Linked DNA regions of Mus musculus: all the other regions are linked to region 2. A link is a loop called in an ENCODE intact Hi-C map of the cell type or tissue named here. Cell type or tissue: heart. All regions are shown on one strand. Links, peaks and the distances in the headings refer to the core of each region. The heading gives the core; the rest is flanking DNA.

Region 1 (8,373 bases), core at 313-8,312, 55 kb before region 2:
AAAAAAAAAAAAGTGTATAAATCATTATGAAAGAAAACGGCATCCGCAAGGTAAAACAGAAGAGTTTCCTATAGACTTATAATTTCTCCTATCTCTAAACATTCTTAAAATGTGCAATTAGCTTTAATCCTGAGGTGTCACAACATTTTTTTTAAGATTTTTTTTTTTTAGTTGAGAGTCTTCTTGTAAAATAAAACTAAGGGATAATCATGTTTACGTTGTATATGGTTTTCCATGTTTTCTATTCTTTAACAAGGATCCTGAGGAAGAGAACAAAAATTTTATATGCCAGGGACATACAAGTGACCAACTGTTACCCTCTTTCTTTGACCACTGACACTCTGATTACTTCCCCAGGTCCAGATAGAAGAAGAAAAAGATAGATTTTCCAAAGGTGGCTACCGCCAAACTGCTAAACACTTTTGGATCGGATCCCAGACACAAGCATTTCTGGAAGGTCCTGTTTTGTTTCTGTTGAAGAAAAAAAATTCTGAGGTTTTTCCATAATCTTAATTTAAGAAAAAGGCATTTCTCAGAGCTAAAGCAGTTTAAATGTGCTCAATTCTAAGTATCTTAGGGCTAAATTATAATCCCTTCTCAAGATAATAAGTGAAGATTACAAGTAAAAAATATGGATATTATTACCATATAGTGAAAATAAATCAAATAGCACATACTTTCTGTTTAGAACAGTTAAATAAATAGACCATGATTAAATGACGTTTGTGTTTTTGCATGTGACCTGCACAAATCTGGAAAGATGCAGTTTCATATTTATACTTTAAAATGCCTAAGATTAGAAAGAAGCTATTTAATCATTTGTCCTAGGGTAGAAGATTCCTTAGACATAGATACAAACAAGCAAATCTCTTCTATAGCCTCTTTGCTAATAATATTTTTGATTGTAGCGTTTCTGTTTATATATATTTACTTGTTTAATACTTACTGGGACAGGGTCACACTTTGTACTTGACACCACCAGGAACTCACATTATTCCTCCTGCCTCAGATCCGGAAACACTAGATGAACCATCACTCTTGAGTTTTGTTTTGTTTTGCCATAGTAAAGACAAAGAAAATATGGACATTTTCTGCTCAGAATTTGGTTCTCTGTACAACTTAGGGTGCAATTCCTGGACCATTAGAGTTGTTGCATGACCATCTGTCCAGTTTTCCAACTTCTCAAGGAGGAAGATGGATTTCATTTCCCTAGGACTAATCACAGGAAGATGGAGCAGTGTCAAGTTCAGCGATCCTTAACCTCCCTAATGCTGTGACCCTTTAATACAGTTCCTTGTGTTGAGGTGACCCCCAGCCATACAATTCTTATGTTGGTATTCCATAACTATAATTTTGCTACTGGCATGAATAGCAATGTAAGTATCTGATATCCAGGAGGATATCAGATATCTGTCGTGCTACCCCCAAGGAGTTGCTACCCATACTTTCAGATCCAATAGTTCAGTTTATAATCCTCTGAAACACAGATTTTAATGTTCATTATACTGGAACGTACAAATATTTTTAAGGTGAAGGCACTCGATTAGAATTCCTGAAGTCAATGAAAACAGACACCTGAACTCACGTTCTTCCCTCCTGAGCATCCTGTTCGTCCTTCCATTTACATCACTAAACATTTTCCACACCAAAAGTTCTCATTAGCAGGCCAAGACACTCATGCTCTTTCTTACAGTTTAGAAGCAGGAAGTTATAAACCATTTCACACCACATTCCCATAACTAAGGAAACCTGCCAACACACATGAAGGCCATACTGACTTGTTCCCTACAAGAAAGGAAAACTGATGTATTATCTCAAGCCAGGGCCACTGGAACTCAGTGCATTAGCAAGCTCTGTGGGATCTGCTTTTAGAACAGATATTGCTTGTTTGAAAACAGAGCATGGGATGATGTTAATCTGCAAGAGACTGAAGCAGCTCGTGGCCCTCTAATCAGAGCACAGTGCACTTGAATCATCCGCCCTTTCATTTTCCAGCTCGGGCTACCCACTGAGCCCGCTCCGTTGGCCATTGTGAGTACAGCGCTCTTAATAAACTCAAGGGGTGTTTTGCAAGTACAAGCCTGTGGGATTGGACACTTGAAGCAAAATTTTAGCTGCATAATCAAGATTATAGCTGAAAACACCAATTAATGGTGGGGGGGGGGTTTACAAATAATCAAGCTTTTGCTACATAAAAACTGTTATACACTAAAAATAACACCTAGGAAATGTAGCCCTGACTTTGCAAGGCAGCTCCTCAGAATGGCAACAATAAAACTATCGACAATTCCAGCTGAAATGTAAAAGGGAGGAAAGGTGACTTTTTAGCTTAAGAGAGCATTGTAAAATTGAAAGAGCCACTCCATGTGTAATTCTGTAGTCTATTATTTAAACTTTAATGTGAATAAAATTTGCAGTTTTGTGGATCTTAATGGAATGAGATCCTCAAGTCTAAATGGAACTTATAAAATGATGCTAATATACACTGGATATCATAAAATACCTCAAAGTAGGGGGATTATGTCATAATGGCAAGCACAATTAAAGGACAGATATAGGCTTAGAGAAACTCCCTTTTGCTTGACAACTGGGAAGGCAAGCCTTGGATCCAAATTGAGACTTATCAGACAAATATATGCATGCCAGACAAGCAGGGGGAAAAATGCAATGAAAGAATATCAACACAGATGGGAAGGAGATAGCTGACTTGCAGGAAACCATGCGGAGTGACAGCTCTGCAGTGTCTCCACACCTGATCTGGCAGCGGGACCTAAGGGGGGGCCCACTCTTCAGCCAAGTCAGCAAGTCTGGAGGCAGATGTGGCTCTGCTAGCTGTGTGCAGGAAGTCCTGGTGCCCAGCCTGCATCCCCGAAAGTGGTTTCTCAAAAAATACATAGAAACTCACAACTCTACTTGTCTAAGCTCAGTAACACACAAAGCAGACCTCTAATTTCAGAATCATCAGGAAAAAAGTCTTTACCAAAAGGGCTAGGCAAACATTTATTTGACCTCGATCTGGGTGCCTCGCTAGATTCAATGATTTTTAAATAATGTATGGGAGTAGAGTCACAGTCGTTTAAAATCAATGCTAAATTGATCACCTGTTTTTAAAAACAAATGTGCGTTTCATACAGGTACCTGAAGCTATCCTATCTGTACCACTACATGGAATCAGATAAGACTGCTACATCTACAGAAGTTCCTAATGTATCCAGTGTAATGGGCAGCCACATAATTATATGGATAAGGAATAAAATATTCAAAGCTAGAAGGAAAAAGTACAACTTAAAACATCCCTTCCTACTTCTGTTTTAAGATTTACTTTGTTTTAATTGTATGTATACATATGTCTAGCTTGTATGTATACATATAAGTTATACATATGTATACATATAATACGTATGTGTGTCTTTGTGGGGATTGATACTGGTAAGTGCAGTAGCCCTCAGAGGCCAGAAGAGGGCGTAAGATTCCTTGGCGCAGGAGTCAGACAGTCATGAGCTGCCCGATGTGGGTGCTGGGAAGCTAACTCCAGTCCTCTGTGAGAGCATCCAGTGCTCTTCAAGGCTGAGCCATCTCTCTACCCAACTCCTACCTTCTCAACGCCATGGTGCCACAACGCATCCCATTATTAACGTCAAAGACTATGAAAAAGTTGAGAGCCATGGGGTTCATGATAATAAGCCTGCTGGAAAAGTGAAGTGGATAGCATGTTCCACAGATAAAAAGTACACTCAACAAGGGCAGATGAGGCAACCAGAATTGGAGTTCTGCCTGCTTCTCTGAAGATTTTAATTTAAGATCACTTACATCTTCCGTCTAAATGTTTGCTTTAGAATGAGGCAAAAGTTTTTCTCGAAAGTTTAAGAATTCTAAAATGCAAGGAAGGCCCTACAGTCACCCTTGCTGTTACATTCCGATTTTAATGCTTTGCTTAAATTCTAAAACTCTTCACACTCGGGACCTTGGAGGAGACAAAGGATTTCCTCACTATGGGCAAAGCTTTAAGGATTTCCAGCCAGAATGAAAGAAAGAGTTTTATTTACTTATTTTTTTTTTTGGTCAGACACTGAATTTTTATGAACAAGCCATCACACTTTGTGTTTCTACCTCTGCACCCTTTTTAAATATGTACCTTGGACTGCTGCTGGCAAAACGTAGAAGAGTTAGAGAAGAGGTTCTCAACTGGAGGGTCGCGACCCCTTGGGAAATTGACAGACAATCTCACAGGAATCATTTAAAAGCATTAGAAAAGCACAGCGATTTACATTATGATTCATAACAGCAGCAAAATTCCAGTTCTGATTTAGCAATGAAAATAATTTTATGGTTGGGGTCACTGCAACAGGAAGATCTGTATTAAAGAGTCACATCGTCAGAAAAGTAGAGCCACTCCGTTAGAAGATCCTTTCTGCATTGCCCTGTGCCTGCAGCTACTGTGGGATGAATCATTATCGTTACTTCCTGTGCACCGAAGTTTTCCCTGGAGCTTGCTACTAACTAAGAGCTAATCACCAGGGTTCTGATTCAGCTCTCCAGTTCCGATTAGATCATAGTTTGAAGTGGATGACTGCCGACTGCTAATTCTTACTTGATAACATATTAAACAAAGGCTATATCCTCAAGAAATGGGGTTTGTCTTTCCTGTTAATGACCCATGACTTCATAGTGTATCATTAAAAGTATGGCCATGCTGAGTTTAACAGGTGGGGGGAAGGGATGTATAGGCTTCAGTGGCCACGCGTTATTACTATGGGGAATCCTATTGGGGAAACTATTTACAACCCAATATTAATTTTAAAAGTTAATTTGGGATTACAAGAAAGTCGAGAATATATTGACAGTCATGACCGTCCTTTACAGATAAAAGATGTACGTACAACAGGCATTTTAAATTTAACTTAAGAGAATTACTTGGTTCAGCTCAGCACTTTTTTAAATATATTTTTATTAGATATTTTCTTCATTTACATTTCAAATGCTACCCCTTTCCTAGTTTCCTCTAATTTTATACACACTCGTCTTACAAATATAAAGGCATCATTTAAAATTTCTATATGGCTAGGGATGTAGCTCAGTGGCCAAATGCTTGACTCTCCAGGCACAAAGCTCTTTACTTTAGTCTCAGCCTGACAAAAAAAGAAAGAGGAGGTAATAAAACAAAGTTAACTGTTTCTTCAATGAAGAAGAAATTTACTCTTTGTTTTATTGCTTAAGTAGTACACTGTTTAGTGACGTGTCCCATGTATTCCTATGTCCACTATTTATGGACACACTACCGTATTTCTACAAATAACATCACTTGTATGACATTTAGAAAGATAGCAGCTCCTAGTAGATTAAAAACTGTGTTTTCTTTCTATGCACAATCAGAGGTATCAAAGCAAGCTAAACCTCGTCTCATTGCCTTTATCACACATTACAAATCTTAAACCAATTTGTTTTGCAAATGAATACTTAGGAGAGAGAAAATATTAATTAAGACTTTAATTGGGTTGTGTACTTCAAAATAATATAGAAACATCTTACTTTAATTTCTTATAGTTGAAAAATTACATCTTACTTGTAACAGTGGTTTGGTTTTTTGTTGTTGTTGTTGTTGTTTTGTTTTGTTTTGTTTTTTTTTCCCTTTTTTCTTATAAAAGGAAAGATTCCTCTGGGACTATATCCCCAACCACTCCTTCCTGTGACGTCTTATCAAAGCCTACTAGTGCCTCTTAACCAGCGTCATTTGGTTCCTTTTTGGGTCTCAAGGCAATTTGGATCTTCCCTACTCCCTCCCAATTATAAATATGCAAGTTAGATAATTGGCCCACCCCATTGACTGACGCATTGCCTAAGCTGAACAGACAGCCATCCTGTAAAAAACACTAGCAATGGGTGGGGGAGGAAGTCTAATTAATCAGCCTGAATATCTGAAGTCATTATTGCTTCAACTCCTCTGGTACCTTTTTCAACTCTCTCAACTATTAAAACACCCAGCGCTGTCACCCACCTGCAGCCATCACAATCACACTGGAAAACAAGGTAAAAGGTTTACTGTGTAAGTATATGGGAATCACATATACTTCTATTTATTCTTGACGTCTTAGATTTCACATTTAGATTCTCAAATTCCAATAGCTAGAAAGACAATTGCAAATGTGAGTGAAGAAAAGAATCTTTCCGCAGGGTCACAGAATTTTATGATTATCTTCACTATAAATATTAACTTAAAACCTGTGAACAAAATCAGTAGGAAGAAAATTTTGTGTGCAGGTCGAAGGTAGCCAAAGGTACCTGAGCCTAAAGAAACAAACAAAGTGAAAACTCAAAATTCATGCATTATAGAAATCTCCGTAAGAACAATTTGAGCCACAATTACAGGACAGAAGGCTAGGAACACAACACACAAAGACATCAGATGTCATCATGAGGCCTTTTTTGATTTGAGGTGACAAAATGAAATTTATATATGAAGGTAGTAGGAATTATTCAAGCTGATTCTCTGATATTATGGCCTTAAATTTATCTTTCTGGCCAGTTTTCAGAAGCAATATGCAGATAATGAGATGTGCTGGCTGACAGGTGTCATTACATTGTTCACACATAAATGCAAGTACCACAAAATGTGCTAAGTGGCCCACGCCCTACAATCTGTGTCCCTCAAGAGAGCTACCTCATTTGCAAAGGATGTTTCTTATATAAAATATACATGTGATACAGGTGAGTAAAAAGGCCAAACATTCACTATGTCCATCATATTAGGTAGAACTTGACTTCCGTGCTCCTCTCCTACAGCAAATCACAAGGCTGATATCTCAAAACTCACCAGTTTCATTCACAAACTTCATTCCATTTAATAATGTCACATGAAGATTTTGCAGTAATGGTTACTTCTATGTATTTGAGGAAAAAGTCTGCTGTCATGAACTGACTATGGTCTATTGTATAGATAAAACCATTACGGTAAACTATAAACTGTAAATAGTTTATGATATATATTCTTGAATCATGTCTTAAAAGTATATACAAGGATGGATGGTTGATGCCCACATCAGTTTGCTCTACATGCTAACATACTTATTAAGCACAAATTAGCAATTTTGAGTGAATATTTTCTAAAATATGTTTCCTATAACCTGAATTCTAAATCATAGATTTTAAATATTAAAAAATTATTAGAAAAATGAGTTAATGGCATCTGAGTTCAAGGATGTTTACTTAGGAACCATATCAAGATCCTTACACCTGTATGTTTTTCTTGTGCTACTACTTAAAATAGAATATAGCTGTCTTTAACATAGCACATGTTTCTGGTATTAAGTGCTTTTAAAATACATATATGGCTTGTTAAAATAATGAATTAAATGATAAGAAACATGTTGTAGGTGGGAAACTAGATATTGGGAAATTGTGTGAAAATTCCTACTTCACAAACTCCCCCCACGCCATCTTAATTTCATTCCAAATAGTAGAGAGATGTTATGTGATGATTTAGTGGTTTGAAATGCGCACATGTGCCAAAGGGCAAGCAAACGTACAAATGTAAAGCGACAGGAGGCTGGGTACCAAACAACTACAAGGTGAACAGAATAAACTTTCAGTTTCTTTTTCCAAATGGTCTTTTAGATTATTGAGACCCTATTTCATCATTAATGAAAAGGGATTTGAGAAACAGCAGAGATCAAAAACAGAACTGATCCTGAAGTCCCAGGCTAACAGAGTCCCCTGGGATTACATTTCCTCCTTCTGACTAGACAGCTATCCCCAGGAGTACCAGCCCTCCTTGCTAAAACGCTGACTTTCTGGCTGGCTAATGAATGTGCCCTCCGCATTATAAGTTTCTCCCCCTGCTTCCATGTTTACCTGCTACAGCCATAGACGATTTCCTGTAAGCAGCTGAGGAGAGTGCTTGATATTCAAATGAGTTTACCCTGAATTGTTTAGAGAGCTTTCTGAGAAATCATCTGTAAAGGACTATGACTCCAGTCTGAGTTCTGCTATGGGTATGCTTGTAAGAAGGGATCCTCATTGACTAATCTCTAGACTCTCAGGGCTAGAAAATAAAGATTTAAAAGTCATCCTGTTGGTGCTGGTGAGAGGGCTCTGCAGGTAAATGTTGCTGCCACCAGGCTTATGACCTGAGAGCTATCATGCAAGCCCAGATGTGAAAGGAGAAAACCAACTACTGAGTGCTGCCATCTGACACACCTGTGTCCACATGGATACAGACATACATACATACACACATGCATGCATACGCATACACACACACTCACACACTAAATAAATAAATACTAACAAATAAAAAGATGCAGACAAGACTTGAAGTGCCAGGGTGAGGTTATACCAAGGGAGGCTCCTACTTGCTCAGAAAAGAATGGGAGGTAG
Region 2 (8,373 bases), core at 321-8,320:
TCTCTCCCCGCTCTCTCTCGATCCCTCCCCTCCCTCCCTCCTTCTCTTTCTCTCCTCCCTCCTCTTCTCTCTCCTCCCTCCTCTCCTTTCCCCTTTCCCCCCCTCTCTCACTCTCTCCAGCACAGTCTCTCAGCTTCTTCCAGTCTCAATGCGGGGAACTCGAGCTGAACTTGATCCCTTTGCAGTTCAAAGGTGAGCAAGCCTGGCTCCGTGCATCCGCGCGACACTGGCCCGGTGAAAGCTCACGACCGGGCACTCCTAACGGCAATTAACAAAGATGCCCAATTCTGTCCGGATTTCCAAAGAAAAGCCAAAGCCACTGGGGCGGGGGTGGAGGGGGAGGTGGAGTCAAACAGAGCTGCCAAGTAGCTTAAAAAAAAAAAATCTAGTTTGCCAAAGGGAGAAAAAGTGCCAGTCGGCTGTTGTCTCGGAAGTGCCCTGGCGCGGCGGGTGAATTCCGCAGTTGTCTCGTCCGCTTTCGCGTCTAGCAGAGTCTGGTGCGCGCGCTCCCGCCGCCTCTCTGGCTGTGGCTGTTCCGAGACACCGAATCGCTCCGGGGAAGCTCCTACTCTCGCTACCCACTAGCCGGAAACCCGCAAGTTTGCATAAACTGGTGGTTGTTGCGGAAAGCCCGCGGGCTCCGGAGTCAGACTTGACTCCGACGCTGCAGCGGCGGCGGCGGTATCCGAAACTACACAGTTGCAGAGAACCAGGGAGGAGGGCCCAGGGAAGGGAGGCGGGAGGAAGGACTAGCCAGCCGCGGCGCTCACCGAAGCCAGGCTTCGCTTCGTGGGGCCGACTGAGAACTGCCCAATCTCAGCCCCGATAAGCCAAAGTCTAGTCTCCTTAGGCAGTTTGGGTGGGGGTGGGGTGATTCTTTTTCCCCCTCTAGGGCTGGTAGACTAAACCCGGCTGCGTGGGTAAGAGCTGAAGTGAGGGTGTTAGTATACCTTCCTCCCACGTCTACCCTCAGACGATGCCCCCCTCCCGCCCCAACTCCCACCCGCAACGTGTCTTCGTTTCGCAATTTAGCATCTGGGTTAGTGAATTGCTACTGGTAGGCTGAGGTCGATGTCTGAGTTCCGAAAGCCAAGCTTGTGTTCTGCCAAACCGTGACGGGCTGCAGTAGTGAAGAGAGAGCATCAAACTCCAACGAGAGCCAGAGAGGATCCTTTTTTGGAGCCCAGACTTTGGAGGTCTGGGTTGGGGAGGGGAGAATGCCTGCCTTTGTTTAAATGCTTGGAATTCCTGTCATCCGGCTCTCACTGGGGATAGACCGTGTGTGCACGCGCCTGGGGAATAAAACACATGCTAGAAGCCTGGGTATTATTTTCTAAGCAGAGCCTGCAGCTTTTAGTAACCGGCAAAGTGTAGCGTCACCTATCTGGATATAAGGGAAATAAACTTTAATGGCAACTTTGTGTACCGAGTATGCTTAACCTCTTTTCTCTCCTTTTGACTTTGTGCCTCGTGATCCTCCCTGCCATTCCCGGGCGTGAGGCTTCCCCGGTTCTCACTCATGACCACCGCAGTCTGCCAAGTCAGATCTCAGGGCTGGTGGTGTATTTCGAACCGAAGCCCACTTCTCATGTATTTCACACTGTCAAAATAAAGACCCTCTACCGAAAGATTAAGAAAAGACGAAGGTAGTAGGTGGAGTTTGTGTCGGGTCCTTACTATCTCGGAGAATGTTGCTAGGAATTTAAGGGTTCCTTTAAAGACGAATTTGCATGCCCGATCTAATGCTCACGGAATCAATTTTACTCTGAGACCAGAGGAGGCAGAATGACTTAAATAAGTCAAACACCAATAAAGTCTAGGAGCAAAGGAAGCGCGCGGTTGTTTGGAGGAGCGCGGCGAGGAGTGTGTTTGGGGGCGGGGGAGCGACAGTGGTTTCCAAAAGCTCTCCCAGGAGGGGCGGGGGTGGAAGCGCGGAGGACGGAACCGTGAGTAGTATGTGCCAGGAGCTAACGAATATTTCCCTGTCCCATAAAGCAGCATCTTTCCGGGAGGGGTGGCTCCTCCTCCTCGGCGAGAACGGCCTTCCCCGTAACCCTCCGGCCGCCGCCACCAGAGCTCTCAGCTCTGTATCTGCAGCATCAGCGAGAAAAGCCTGGCGCGCAGGCTCAGTGCGCACCGCCGCAGTCTGAAGGAGGGGGCTGGCGCCGCAGCGCCTCAGCGGCCGACGAAGTGGCAGTAACGCGATGTCCCCCTCACATTTGGAAGAATAGAGGTTTATCTGAATGCCAGCTTTCTCCCGATCCAGACTGGAATGGGAAGGGGGACGTCACCTCCACTGCGAGGCTTTGCGCTGTGCATTCCGATGCGTGGTAGTGTGGCACTCACTCCCCTCATCGCCTTACTAGAATTTTGCAAACTTCAAGCAATCGTGTGGGCAGAAAGACATTATGCACTCCCTCTTCCCTTGTCAGACCATAAACTTGAATAACCCTCCTCTGCCTCTTCAAGCATTTTCCCGCCGCTCTTGACAAGGGTGGAGGGAGGGACTGCGTGGTCTACTCTTGCCTAGAGTTTGCATATATTTCCTCCCCACGACGATTAGGGGACAGGGGTGCAGCGCGTCCTTCACACTGTAGTGGTTTCCTCTGAGAGAGGGAGGTAACCTCCTCTCGCCCTCCCCACTTATCCCCACCGACTCTGCCGCGGAGCCAAGCCAGCGTGGGAAATGGGTCCGACGTGTGTTGCATGGATAGCAGCGCGGCCAGGCTGCTGTTGGGCCGGGAAACCTTGCTCTGCTCCCTCCCCCACCAGTCGCCAGCTCCGACCTTTCCGCCAGAGAAGTGGCAGCTCCTTTGCCGCCTCCCCCTCCCCCAGCGGTTCCTGTGGACGAGAATGGAATGGGCGGGAAGAGGGTAAAGGGGGGTAAAGTGGGGTAAAGGGAGGTAAAGGGGGTGACACCCTCCTAGCGCCCTTGCGGCGGCCGTTGCTCCCAATCCTCTTCCGCCCCCTGTCTGGGCGCTCACACCACTGCTGTAGCCTCCAGCCCGTGTGCAGGGTGAATGAAGGCGAGCAGTAGTCCCGTCCCCCCCCCCCCCCCGCCCCATTTCCGCAGTCTTAGAGCTAGTGTCACAAGTGCTCAGCAATTTCATTAAATGGAACCCAGGGACTTAATCCTCCCAGTAGCAGACCTCACCAGGGGAATGTGATATCCGGATTCGCTCCCACCCACAGACCCCACCCGGTCTCTCACACCCGAGGCTGCTTTTATCGTCTCAACCTGAGAGGCAAGGTTCACGAGGAAATGGGATCAAAAAGTGTAACCGGCTGCAAGAAATTAAAGAGGTTGCAGTTGCTTCTGCCGCCGCCGCGGCTTCTCTGGCAGACAAAACCGAAAAGGAGTAGTGTTCTAAAGACTGCCTTCATCAGTAACAGGACGTCATCATTTGGAGGGAGCAAAATGTTTTAGGGAAGATTGAAACGTTTACGATCTTTTCTTTGTTATTTAAAAGGAAATGCCCCGTGATAAGCATACATGTAAAATAAAGCAGACATAAAAATGAAATTAATTAAAATCCAGATATCCCATGCTAATATATGTCAAAGAAAAATCGGAGTGCTTTTCTTTGCCAAACACCGTCCTCCAAACTTAACAGTTCAAGTACTTTTTCAGTTAAGAACGTTGGTGACAGAGCAGGGTGGCAGGGATAGTATTTGGGGGTCCCTTAAGTGGCTTAAGCCTTTTAAAAATGAAGACTGGCAAAAAAAAGTAAGGACAACAAAGTTTTCAGTAAGGCTAAGAAGCAAGTGCCAGCGGCAGGGTTTCAGGGTCGGGAGTCTTTCATTTATAATAGACGCTCTATTATTCACAAGAATGCGAGAAAAAGGTTAAATACAGTAAACATGCTAGCCAGTCCTGGAGAGAAATATAAAGCACTAAGTACACGGGAAAGAGAGAAAGTGACTCAAGAACTCCACCAAGGGACAAACAGTGGAAATGACACCCGACATCTCCAAACGCAGTGACCTTTCATCTTTAAGGAAAGGTTTTCTTCCAGGCCCTCTTCCAGGTGCTGCGGGCTGTTCCTACGTCATCAGCGATTGTCCTAGCTACTTTTGGTAAATTTAATATGTCAGTCTTCTTTCTCAGTATTTATAAACACTTACCCATTAAGCATATACTTTTAAACAGCAGACATAACAATCTGTAAATGTCTAGTACCAAAAACAAAAGCAACAAACAAACAATCAGAAAAAAACGATTCGAGTTCTTGGGTAGAGACTTTTGGCTACATTTTTTTTTCAGCTTGAAATCCATGGTTGTAGTACTAAAGTGTGGGAGACTGAAATGGTTGAATAATTCATTGTGATAACAGCCTTTTGATGGACATTAAAACTCAGCAGTTTAAATAAGGAAACCACAGACTTCCTTTTAGGCAGGTAGCAACTGCTTCCATCAGTGGTTACTTAATTGGTCTCTAGCCAAGAAATAACATCTTCTCTGCTATTTAAATCTTGTATGTAAGCTATACATTACAGAAGTAAAAGAAAACAAGTTAGATGCTGCACAAAACTGATTCTTACAGCCTATTGGCTAACTGTAAAACACAGACACAAGGCCAGTGTGATACCATGTTTTCAAAGGTTAAAAAAAATATATCCTTGCAGATAAAATTTAGTTATATAAACATTAATTTGTAAACTATGTGATTTTTATATTTCATTAGAATGTTTTTAATTAAGGCATTTTATTAGATATTTTCTTCATTTACATTTCAAATGCTATCCCCCAAGCCCCCTATACTCTCCCCTACCCTGCTCCCCAACCCACCCACTCCCGCTTCCTGGCCCTGGCATTCCCCTGTACTGGGGCATATGATCTTCGCAATACCAAGTGCCTCTCCTCCCATTGATGACCGACTAGGCCATCCTCCGCTACATATGCAACTAGAGGCACAGCTCTGGGGGGTACTGGTTAGTTTATATTGTTGTTCCCCCTATAGGATTGCAGACCTCTTTATCTCCTTGGGTACTTTCTCTAGCTCCTTCATTGGGGGCTCTGTGTTTCATCCAATAGATGACTGTGAGCATCCACTTCTGTATTTGCCAGGCATTGGCATATCCTCACAAGAGAGAGCTATGTCAGGGTCCTGTCAGCAAAATCTTTCTGGTATATGCAATAGTGTCTGGGTTTGGTGGAATATGGGATGGAACTCAGGGTGGGGCAGTGTCTGTGTGGTCTTTCCTTCTGTCTCAGCTCTGAACTTTGTCTCTGTAACTCCTTCCATGGGTGTTTTGTTCCCCATTCTAAGAAGGAGCGAAGTATCCATCATTAGACTGTTTTTAAAATAATTTAAGAAACTTGATAGAAAAGATTTCTACTTTAAAATTGGCAAAGATTTATGGTTGGTTGTTTTTCCATTTATACCGTTTTAATTTGCCAAAAATATTCGATCTACACAGGTTTCCAACTTATGCGTCACATTAAAAAAGGTCCAACTAATTACACTGAGAGAGACATTGTGCCTTATTTACAACAATTTATGGGACATTTCAAATTTATAATTTTTTTCACACATTCTCAACAATCTGAATTTGGAAAGCCAAAGGGACTTTGCCAAATGTAGGCAAGCGTTTGGGGAAAGACTTTTGGCAGTTTAAAAGCAGTGCATTCTACTGAGCATCACTTGAAGCTATTACTTGTCAGTCACTATGGCAAATTTGAATGTGCCAGTGCAGCCTGCAGGATGAACTGGAGACATGTGCTATCTCTTCATTATAGATGCAGGATACTTCAGACATAACTGTAAGCAATTAACACTGATGAAAAAAAATATATATATAAAACATATATAAATAAACTATATAATATATAAATAAACTATATATATGTAATATATATATATATATATATATATATATATATATATATGATCTGAGGGGAGGAGGATCTCATTAAAATAACCCAAGTAAAGGTTGCATTAAAACAAATGACCATGCTTGAACAAGAAACCACTGAAAACTATGAATTAGCTCTAAAATGCTAACTCCATTCCTTATATTAATTTCCCACATTGTTTGGGTCAGAATTGTTTAAAACAATAATTGGTTACTTTAGCAATCATGAAATTTCCAACGATTATCATTGAGACTGTTCACTGACTTGCGCTCTAGTCTTAAGTTAAGCTACCAGTTCTGGGACCCCTGCAGGCAGGATGAATCTCTTTGCTAGCTTTGAGCCACTTGAGTGGAAGGGGAATTGAGTGGCTGGCTGAACTAAATAGCTTACCTCTCTGTAAGAAAAGCTGTTTACTAATCTCACTAGAACCAATATCCAGGGATCATCAATGAGTTTCAGACAGGCATGCTCTTTGGAAACCAGCACTATATTTTAGCTGCTTGTTTCAGTTCTCATCTAAAGACTCCTTCCAAATAAAGTGGATTAAAAAGATTTTATGAAGATTGACACCACAGGTTTCATCTGAGGAACCATATAAAACCTCAGTTATACTATTCGGTGATGGGTAGACATACAGTTCTATTTGCAAGATAACTTTTTCATAAAAGTGTTGACACACACACCTGATAGCTTTTTACATGGGCATTGTTAGCTATTTCTCTTATTTGGAAACGTTAAAGAGTTTAACACCCTGAACAAGGCTTTTAATAAAGTATTGCCAGATGACAGTGGGATATGAGTATAAAGAGAAGTCTTTATATTTGTGGTTCTGTCGTTGATTTCCTGTTTTGTGTGTGTAGCAAATTCTTAGTATTGTCTCCAACTGACTGGGGAAAAAAAGCAGAAACTCTGCCTATAATAGTGTTATAACTGTCACACAGCCTTATAAGATGCAAATGTGGGAATTCAGTTTGATTATTTAAGAAAACATTAGGTTTTTATTTTTTTCTATAAGTAAGTGATAGCAATGGTTAATAACGGATTTGGTTAGTAATAGTTTCTTTGGTCATCAATGTGCACCCAAATTCAGCACTGAATTTAGGTTCCTTTTTCTTTTCCTGAAGGTTTCTCGGCTTCTTCCTCCAGATGTTAGATATAGCTTTATCATATCCCTCTACTTGCAGGGCAAAAAGTCGAACCCACCTCTGCCTTTCCCATGCTATAAAGCTTGTCTTTTCATCCAACAAAGAAAAAGCATTGTTCCTAACCTTCTTTAAAATACCAGAGATGAGGGCAAAATACAGTGAACTTGAAAAGGTATCTTTTAACTTTAGGTAGCACTCTCATTTCCAGTTTATTTTTTCCTATAAAATCATGATTTTCAAAGTTCTATAAGCCAGTGTTCCTTTCACTTCCCCAAAATATTCTCCTTAGTCGTCATGAACCTTGTTCCATCCATCCTGAATTACTCCCAAGCTTGTGATACTGTTGGAACTTAGAGCAGTTCTCATTTACACCAGCATCCTCAAGATTTTCAAGCAGCACTGGGGAGGGGTGCTTCGTAGTCAAGTACTTTGATACTTTTAAGTGTAAGAATTCCAGTTACAAGAGATTAAGAACTAAAATTCCTTCCAATCCAGGCTCCTCCTTGTCACACCTATGGTTTAAAGGGTGTTTAAAATGCCACCTGCTTTTTAGGTCACTTTTTAAAGGATTCTGCAAATGGTAGAGTTGAGAAAGCAATATATATGGATTGAATGTGTTAAGCTGTACTATTGTGGATCCACACTTGCTTTTGTTCATGGTTAAGTGGCATTGAGCCCATAATGTACCAGCTTTTAAGAATTTCCCCAGCACCAAATTTGTGAGCTTAGAAACTATAGAGGCATAGAATGTGTAGTGCCATTGGATGTGTTATGCTATGTTCTCGAAAAGAGGGTCAGAGCAGAATCAACGTTTAAGGTCCAGACTCAGAAAGCGGACAAAGACATGCAAAATTCTGGAGGAAGAGGGAGAGGAAGGGGGAGGGGGGAGGAGAGGGGGAGGAGGAGGGGGAGGCAGGGAGGGAGGGAGGAAGGGAGGAAGGAAAGGGGAGAGAGAGAGAGAGAGAGAGAGAGAGAGAGAGAGAGAGAGAGAGAGAGAGAGAGAGAGATTCCTTTTGATGTTAAAATGGCTAAGGAAACATGGGAAGCATAAAGATCTAGGATTGGGGGGGGTGGGTATGGGGGACTTTTAGGATAGCATTGGAAATGTAAACGAGGAAAATACCTAATTAAAAAAAAGATTAAAAAAAAAAAAAGAAAAAAATCTACTTCCAGCTGATGACACTTGGGAATCCACAGCTGCAGAGTTTTAAGTGCACTCTTTGTTCCTCACAATAAAATAGACCCCAAATAATTCAACTCTCATGCACCTCTCCCCCTTAGGTAAGTCTCATGGAAGAAGTGGAAAAGTCGGCAGTATTAGGACCTGGATAAGATGCTCAGGTACTGTCATAAAACTATTGTCTCTTCCAT
Region 3 (8,373 bases), core at 313-8,312, 230 kb before region 2:
AGTAACATTCAGGAAAGCTCAGAAAATAATTAATCATTTTGGTGAGTAATTCTGAGGTGGATATTACATATTCCCCTAGCACATACCACTTTGAACACCCATGGGTATTTAGAATAAACACTTGCCTTTAAGGGAAAGGACATCATTTCATTAAAATGCTCCTTTAAGTGGCCCTCAATTTATAACCAAATTTCAAAAAAAACAGTTTACCATTAGAAATCTCATAAATAAATTTTAATTGAAAGTAAAAGCTAAATGCATATGAACTTATAAGTGCAGTGCTAGTATGCATTACACATGACTCAGTACTTCAGTTTGGAACCACCTTTTTTGGGTAATCTAGTGCTTTGAGATTCATGCAATAAATTCAAGAAAATGCCTTCTTTTATTACCACAAAAGGTCACACAGTCTTGAAGTTGCTCTTTAAAGTGTACTTTCCTACTGTTTTATATGTACTACCATTAAAGGTAGAAGAAAATATAGTTATGTATAAAGCATACCTTATTGTACATTAGTTATGTTTCTTTTAGGTTTTACCACTTAATAATTTTATTATTTTAATTATTCTTTAATGAATGAATTTGAACTCTGCACATTATAATGAGAACTTCCAAAAAAGTAGTCATTAATATAAAAATATAGAATTTACTTTTTCTTAGTTAGATTGGGAATGATTTTTAAAATCTCTGAAAAATATAAAGAATAAGCATTATAACCTTTAAATATATTATGATGTCCAAAAATTGAAAATTTAACTTATGAACCATTTCACAATCCATGATCAACTAATTTATTTTGTCAAAATATTGCCAAAAATAGAAAAGTATAATTTATTTTAAAAAACACTATACTCTTCCCCAAACTAAAATGGACTCATTAAACACAATATTGCAAAACATTACACTTTTTATTTTCTGACTTTCCCTTTAAAGTTTGTAAAGGTTGTAAACATACACAAACACACATGGGTGTTTTCCCTGGAATCCTATTGTATTGGTACTCTTCAGCCAACATCAAAGGCAGTGCACAGATTCGTTTGATATGTAGTTGATACGATGTACGGACAGGCAACATTCAATAGCTATGCTGCCTATTTCAGTCTGACTGTATCAATTCAATTTATCCTGCAAAACACCTTGGCTTTTTCTTCCACCTTCGGGACTCCTAATTTTCTGCTTCCACTTTACCTGCTTGCCTTATTCTGTAAAATGCAAGCAGAGCTACCAACAGCATTAAACAAACTCCATTAAAATCATTGAAGCTTCCTTTTTTTTTCATTGCTCTTTGCAAGAATATGTCACTTATTCTGCCTGGCTTTATTCTACCTTCTTCTCTCTGTCCTCTCACACAAGAAAATACTCGCTTCCTGTCTTCAATTTCTGAGAGATAGTCAGAATTTTAATTTTAAGTGACTCAATACATATCCTTAATTTTTGAGCCCTGCTTCTTTCTCTCGCTCACCCTGAAGCTAACACAGAATTATCCACCTCAGTGGGCAGAAGGAGCTTAAATTTATCTTGGCTTTCATTTATATGAGAAACTAGAATTTCAGTGTGCTAAAAAAGACACCTTATAGAAGACACATTATTATATACAACAGAGGCAAAACCTGTTTAATTCATATATTTAAAGACATACCAAATACAAACTTTTTTATTTGATAACCAATTAAAATATAAAGAAATGTCCTTGGAGTCATTATTGGAAAAAATGTACTGTAAACCACCCTCACAAAACTATTGCCCTTCCCAACCTCCTCTTTATTTATATTTATAAACATAGAGCTGGATTGAACTTTTTCTTCTTTTTTTTTTTTTTTTTTTTTTGTTGAATTTTCGTAGGATACCAAGCTGTAGTCCCAATTTCTTTGTTGCTTTGAGGAAATATATATATACCATTTACTTCATTACTTCAACTCACTAGCTTTTCAACCAGTATATCCAAGAAAGAATGCAAAGCATTAAACCCCTGAACAATGTGCAGTCCTCTCATCTAAGAGGATCCGCCATCCCCTTCAATTAACTGATATCCTACTGCCATCAGCTAATGCATCTGTGCTAAGAGTTTTCTTTACAAGACGTTCTGTTTGTTTGCTTGATGTCTGCTGTGCTGATTAGAGGGACAGACAAGCACAAATAATGATGGTTATGTCTGCTTAATGTTTATCTGGGAATCTTCAGTGACTGTCTCTGTTTTGTTTGCTATAAACTCAAACAGAAGGGCACTGCAGTGCAACGTGTCCAGAGGGAAGGAGTGGTGGTGGCAAGCACTTCTTAGGCAGCTCCTGATTCTCTAGGTTGAGCTACCCCCTTTTTTTCTCCTTACAGGTTTCACCTCTATAAAAGAAGTCGAATGTAGATTACAAAGAATTTTTGTTTTTGTCAAACTTTGCAAACAGCCGACCATCGTCCATGTTCTTCCAGAAAAGCAGCAGGTCATGCCACGCAGTGGCGTTTTGCTTCTTGTGTACAGAAATGTTTATCTGCTTTATTTCATCTCGGTGACACAAGCTATGACGCTATGCAGTACATTCATGCAAAAGAAAGCTTCAGCTGAAAATAAGATCTTTACTTCTAGCGTCCTACTGCAATACTTTCAATAACAAAGATTTAGAATATTTGCTAACACTTCTCTCACTGGCTAATGGGTTTGCAATATCATTCTTTCTACCTGCCTTCCTGCCTTCACTCCCTCCCTCTCCTTCCTTTCTTCTTTCCTTCCTTCCTTCCTACATTCCTTCTTTCCTTTCCTTTCTTCTTTCCTTCCATACTTCCTTCTCTTTTCTTTCTTTCTCTCTTTCTTTCTTTCTTTCTTTCTTTCTTTCTTTCTTTCTTTCTTCCTTCCTTCCTTCCTTCCTTCCTTCCTTCCTTCCTTCCTTTCTTCCTTCCTTCCTTCCTTACATCTTGCATTCTTGCTTTCTTTTCCTCCCTCAGCTAGTTTTCACCAACTTTTTCATAATCTCCTCCAGGAAAAATAGTATAAGACTCTCTGCAAAGACTTTATATTTTGTACCTTAATGGCTCGACTATAATCAAGCAAATGACTTTCATAAGTCATTTGCAGCAATGTGATTATCATTCATATAACAGCAGATAAAGAGCATCTAGACCACAGATAACAAGGTGAGCAGTAGGTACTCACAAGGAAATTATCAGCTTTCTAGTTCCAGTAACAGATCTGAGTAAAAATGTCTCTGGATATTGTAGAGTTCTCCAAGGAGTCAACTTCTTCGTTGAGATATTACAATTTATAATAATAGGCCCCAATGGAAAACTTGAGAATCAAATCAGCAAACGACTGTACAGAGTTATAGCTGGTATCATGTCTTTCTGTAGGGTTGTTTTCCATTTTCTTTAAAGCCTGTTTTTCCCCAGGATGTGGCTGCTTGTTTGCCATGTGACTGGTGATAAATGGCATTAACAGTAGAGTTCATTATGTCTAACTTTCTATCTTATGAATGTTAATAATTGAAATAGAAATTGGTATGCAACTTAGAGATTAACATCTTCATTGATGTAAAATTAACAAAATAGTTTATTTTATGGACGAGTTCTCTCTCTCTCTCTCTCTCTCTCTCTCTCTCTCTCTCCTGTCCTTCTGATTTTTCTTTATTTTTGCTTTGTTTTCAAGACATGGTTACAGTGTGTAGCCCTGGCTGTCTTGGAGCTCACCCTCTAGATCAGGCTGGCCTCGAACTCAGAGATCCCTCTGACTATGCCCCCTGAGTGCTGGAATTCAGGTACAGACCATCAACAACTGACTATACAGATCAGTTTTCAATGAGCATTTTTAAAAGCAAGTACTATATTATATAATTCCATGGAGAGACATTTTCTCATGTGGTCATGCAGTCATTTGTTTCTAGAATGAAGAGACAACAAAGTTTGAGATCACTCTCTCATCTGTCTCTACTATAGTGTCTGTGCACGCACACACACACACACACACACACACACACACGAGTTCCATTGGATGTCCATTAACCAAAATCTATTTCACTCTCTTCAAAAGAATAGACTCTATTTCTGGTGGAGACAAAGGATAGTTTCCTTCGATAAGTGTTAATCGACTGCAGCTAGTCAATTCCCGTGCCAAAGGGACCAACCTTCAGAATTCTCATTTGCTATAAGCCACATTAAAGATATTTACCTGGAAATTTATTTACTTAGAAAAACCAGTTTATCTTCCCAGAATTCCTTGCTCTCTGGGCAGTTGTTACATCTCTCCACAGGTTTCTGTTAGGTGTACCAACATTTCTGGGTCCTAAAGCAGAAACTCCTATTTCTTTCCTTTCTTTTCTCTTTGACTCTTTATTTCTACATTTGTCCAGAGTTTAAGGTTTTTTTTTTTCGTTCTTTCTTTCTTAAAGCCCTTGTCACCCACATGTGGCTGCTTGTCTGTCATGTGGCTTGATGATTTTCTCTCTAACCCTCTTCACCTTTTTTTTTTTTTTTTTTTTTAATGGCAGCTGCTGAGATTTAAAGCTTGCCTGTCCTGGGGTTTTTCTTCTGAACTCTAATAAAATGGCCTTTAGATTTTTTTTCTTTCTTAAATTCTTGCATTAAGAACCCCAGGACTGGACTCTCATTTCCCCATTAACATATGGCAGGCAGAGGAGACCGTCTCAATGACTGGTAACACTTACATCTAAATACCTAACACACACATATATGAATGCATGTTTATGTAATTCATGCATACATACATTTCCAATAGTAAAATGCAACAATCTAAAATTATAGCAATGAATTTATTTCCTTTTTTCATAGGTGTTTTGGAAAAATGTTGAAGCAAAACTGTAGCAAAGTGAGATAATTACTTGCATGATCATACTATTCCACATCACAGAGTAAAACCAAGTTCTAGAATTCCTCTCAAGGATATAGCTTTAGAAATAAAAGTAAAACCCTTTGTCTCACTGACAGTCACTCTTAACTAGCTTAGCCTCTCCATTTTACAGATGACGAATCATACTTCTGTCCATTTATTGGCAAAGCTAGAGCAAAATACCAATTTCTAAAATCCCTAGACTTCCGTATGTTATAAAAAGCAGAAATAATATTGAAGGGGTTGTCATTCAAGAGACGTATACTTATGCAGTAGGTGAGAATTTGAAGGGATGATTAATCAGTAGCATCCTTGGTCCATATTGCTCTTTATGGTACTAAGTGGAAGATATTAAATACAGTATACATGACATTTACCTCAAATAGATGTGAGAGACAAAGAAGATAGAGGTTTCTTGTTGTTTTAAAATTTACCTAAGAATCTTATATTTAATGTGATACCTAAAGGGCAATGCTTTGAGATCTGAATATCAAAAATTGGAGGGGGACATGCATATATTCATGCAACTTAGCAAATGACAGTTAGTATTACAGCAAAAAAGAATTTATGTAGGCACTGGCGCTTTTGAGAAAATTAAGTCAAGCACTGAAATTACCATGTGGAAAAGTTTCATTAAGATGATATAGGTTTACAATATATAAAGCATATTTGAAAATGGAAGTCCCGAGCAGGGTCAGGGCAAAGGCATGTGGCGTGAAAACTGTACTCTGCCAGCAAATTAATTAAATTTCACAGCTCCAGGAAGACCATATATTCTGTGTCGGCACTCACTGAGAGTTAGATGTGCAGGGCCTCTGAGAGTGTGTTGTAATCTGCTCATAAATAGAACTCACCAAGGGACATTGACAGCAATTTGGCATTAAGCAAGAGTGTGCATAAGTGAAGAATTTACTTTGTAGTAGCTTTTATTAGTACAGCTCTGACAGCACATGCCTTACCCAGTTTTTTTATTATTGTTTTGCTCTAGTTTGACCTCTGTGAAATTTACTGTTACAGATGATCTCATATTGTCAGTTAAGTCAATAACTTGAACTCAGAGAATCTTTTCTTTTTCTCCACTGGCATTATCATTAACTTAATAATATCTTTGTAGTGCTGAATTTGCTAGAATTTTGGTAAAGATTCACTATAATAAAGAATAAGGTCTTCCAAACTGCTTTTTGTTTCTAAACTTAAATCTACTTTATACCCATATTTATTCTATTTATATATTGCCTACAGTCAAGACCCACATACTTATGTAAAAACCTATTCAAAGTCTTGAATCATTCTGAACTGTGTTTCCCTTTCAAGTCTGAAGAGATATCAAGGTAATTTCTAGACTCTTCAAACACATTAAGTAGGAGTTAAAAAAAAAAAAAAAGAATGACCCATCATGAATTTCTTGTTGTATGGAAAAATTGTTCTGATATAAACGGGAAAGTTATAATACCTAGAACATGAAAAGAATTTGCAACCAAGTAATGGAAAAGTTAAAGAGTTGTGCTATAAGCCAGGAATGAAATATACAGAGATAAATAAACATTTACACATTTTCACATCGTACCAGCCTTAATTTAAGTCTGAAAATACTTTCATTTGGAAAAGAAGTAGCATTTAGCTTTCCTTTTCCCAAAGAAAATACTGATAAACAGATTCAAGTTAAAGGGTAGATTTCAGCTCAACCTTACCAAGGAGTGGTGAGGAGTGAAGGGACTGAGAAGCAGGAAAGGAAGAAGGGAGGGAGAAAGATCATGGAGAACTAAATTACACTAGAGATTGAGCCCCCTTTACATTTTGTGTCATGGAGATTCCTTGTGCACACAGGCAAAAGTCTTCCAGAGGGATGTGGAGTATCCAAACATGACCTACTAACATTGACTTTGTTGGCCGTTAATCTCTACATCTCCACTTTAAAAAATTCCATGAGTAATAAGACAAAAACATAAAAGATCATGTATCCTATGTACCTGCCAGTTCACAGAAAGGAAAAAGGCACAAACTGATTTCTAGGTCTGAACTGATAAGCATTCAGTTTGAACTTCTTTGCTTGTGGTCAGATGGGATAGTTTGAAATGGACATTGCTTCTCCATTATGTCCTAATTCAAATATGTTCTCTTGGAACCACCTCTTTCATTGAGTAAGTGAGGATAAAATTTCATCTTTATGTGGGAGGGGAAATGACTGCTCTGTAAACATTCACTCAACATGTACACTAAAGATGCACACATCAAGAGCTATGTGAAGCTCTGCCCTCTACAAATTCAGAGGTCACTGTGAATGCGTATCTAAGTGGCACGGGATGCATCAGACCCTACACAAGATTCATTTCACTCAAGACACTGCTAGTGACCTTGCTACATTTGACATTACCAATCCTCAGGGCTCACACCTATTATACACAGATCAACACATTTAAAAGTAATCCATTGATGTAGTTAAATTTGTAAGAAAATGGAGGCCAAAATTCTGACACAGGAACCTCTAAATAGGCTGTAACTGCATGTTTTTCAAACAGGGATTGGTGAAATATTCTTCACATGTAACACTCCAACTACACAAATACCTGTGGGCATGATCAACTCAATCTGTTGAGTCAGATGTGATGGCAGGAAAATTTGTTGCATTCAGGCCCAAACCACTAAACATAAAAAATAGAAGCATTGGCGAGAGGCCTTCTGATGTGTAATCAAGCAGTGATCACTTGATAGGAAGCCGTATGTTACTAATTAAAGATTAATCACCTTGTCTGAGATTCATTGCCTTTTCAGGTTTGATGACATTTTAACATACTTAGATACAGTAGAGAGATTCTTTATTGTCTTTGAACTGAAGCTAAACATATATAAGTAAAAGCGAATTGTTCAGTTAATATACATCTGCTCTAAGGACTGCAAACACAGTTCTCCCACACAACCACACTTACAGACACACTCAGTTTTGTGTAAATACATCTGCCAACAGTCTTCCTAGCCCAAAGGCAGTATTGTAGTCACATGTCTTAAAGAGCCAGAGAAAGTCACAGGACAAAATGAGGAGCCTTAAGATCTCCGAAGCAAGCCCCTGCAGGAGCCAGAAAGACTAGTTTCACCAGTGGAAGAGGAAATCAAGAGGACGGGTGTTGCCCATAGATCACTGTGAATTCATGTTTTATTAGTCATGACTCTCCTAGATTGTGCCCTGAGGATCCAGTTCTTTCAAAATGTAATACACTGAATTAAAGGGTATCTTGGGATAGCTTGAACACAACAGACACTTCAATCTTCCTCAAAAGCCACCAGATGAGTTGACAAAAGTTTTTCCACAAGTAATTACCATGCTTTCTGTTTAACCAGATTGGCATTTTGGATATAAATCCAGATATATGTGAATTGGCTTACACCTAAGTTTTTATAACTCAGTGATAGGGGTAGTAAAATATGTTTTTTTGTACCATGCTTCTAAAATGCAAGGAAGACTAAAATCTGAATTAAAATCTAAAAAGTATTTTTATTTTATGATCACTGCCCCCATTCCTGGTTCCCCTTTCCACAGTCCCTTCACC

The links. Peaks named below come from ENCODE experiments on the same cell type or tissue, not always from the same donor. Only the 100,000 strongest peaks of a DNase experiment are listed, where the experiment ranks them.
Region 1: a loop joins it to region 2, with 2.8 times the contacts of the local background. A loop is called at or near these places in 2 of 42 quality-filtered maps.
Region 3: a loop joins it to region 2, with 3 times the contacts of the local background. A loop is called at or near these places in 6 of 42 quality-filtered maps.

Annotation. Positions count from the first base shown.
Region 1 is chr5:57,764,949-57,773,321 of GRCm38, reverse strand. The region is part of intron 1 of Pcdh7 (protocadherin 7); the gene reads right to left. Among named protein-coding and RNA genes, the nearest start is that of Pcdh7, 51 kb to the right of the region's middle. In heart, for the core only: a CTCF peak has its summit at 3,453 (motif pointing right); no DNase peak of the experiment used is centred there.
Region 2 is chr5:57,709,665-57,718,037 of GRCm38, reverse strand. 4932441J04Rik (RIKEN cDNA 4932441J04 gene) reads left to right here and starts at 119. Exons shown (of 5, transcript NR_015588.2): 1 at 119-192; 2 at 8,284-8,343. It also overlaps a transcript of Pcdh7 not described here. In heart, for the core only: CTCF peaks have their summits at 1,372, 2,971 and 3,945; DNase peaks (open chromatin) are centred at 467, 1,117, 2,097, 2,857 and 1 weaker place; H3K4me3 peaks cover 3,818 bases; H3K27ac peaks cover 3,524 bases.
Region 3 is chr5:57,942,895-57,951,267 of GRCm38, reverse strand. All of the region lies in intron 2 of Pcdh7 (protocadherin 7), which reads right to left. Among named protein-coding and RNA genes, the nearest start is that of Pcdh7, 230 kb to the right of the region's middle. In heart, for the core only: no CTCF peak of the experiment used is centred there; no DNase peak of the experiment used is centred there.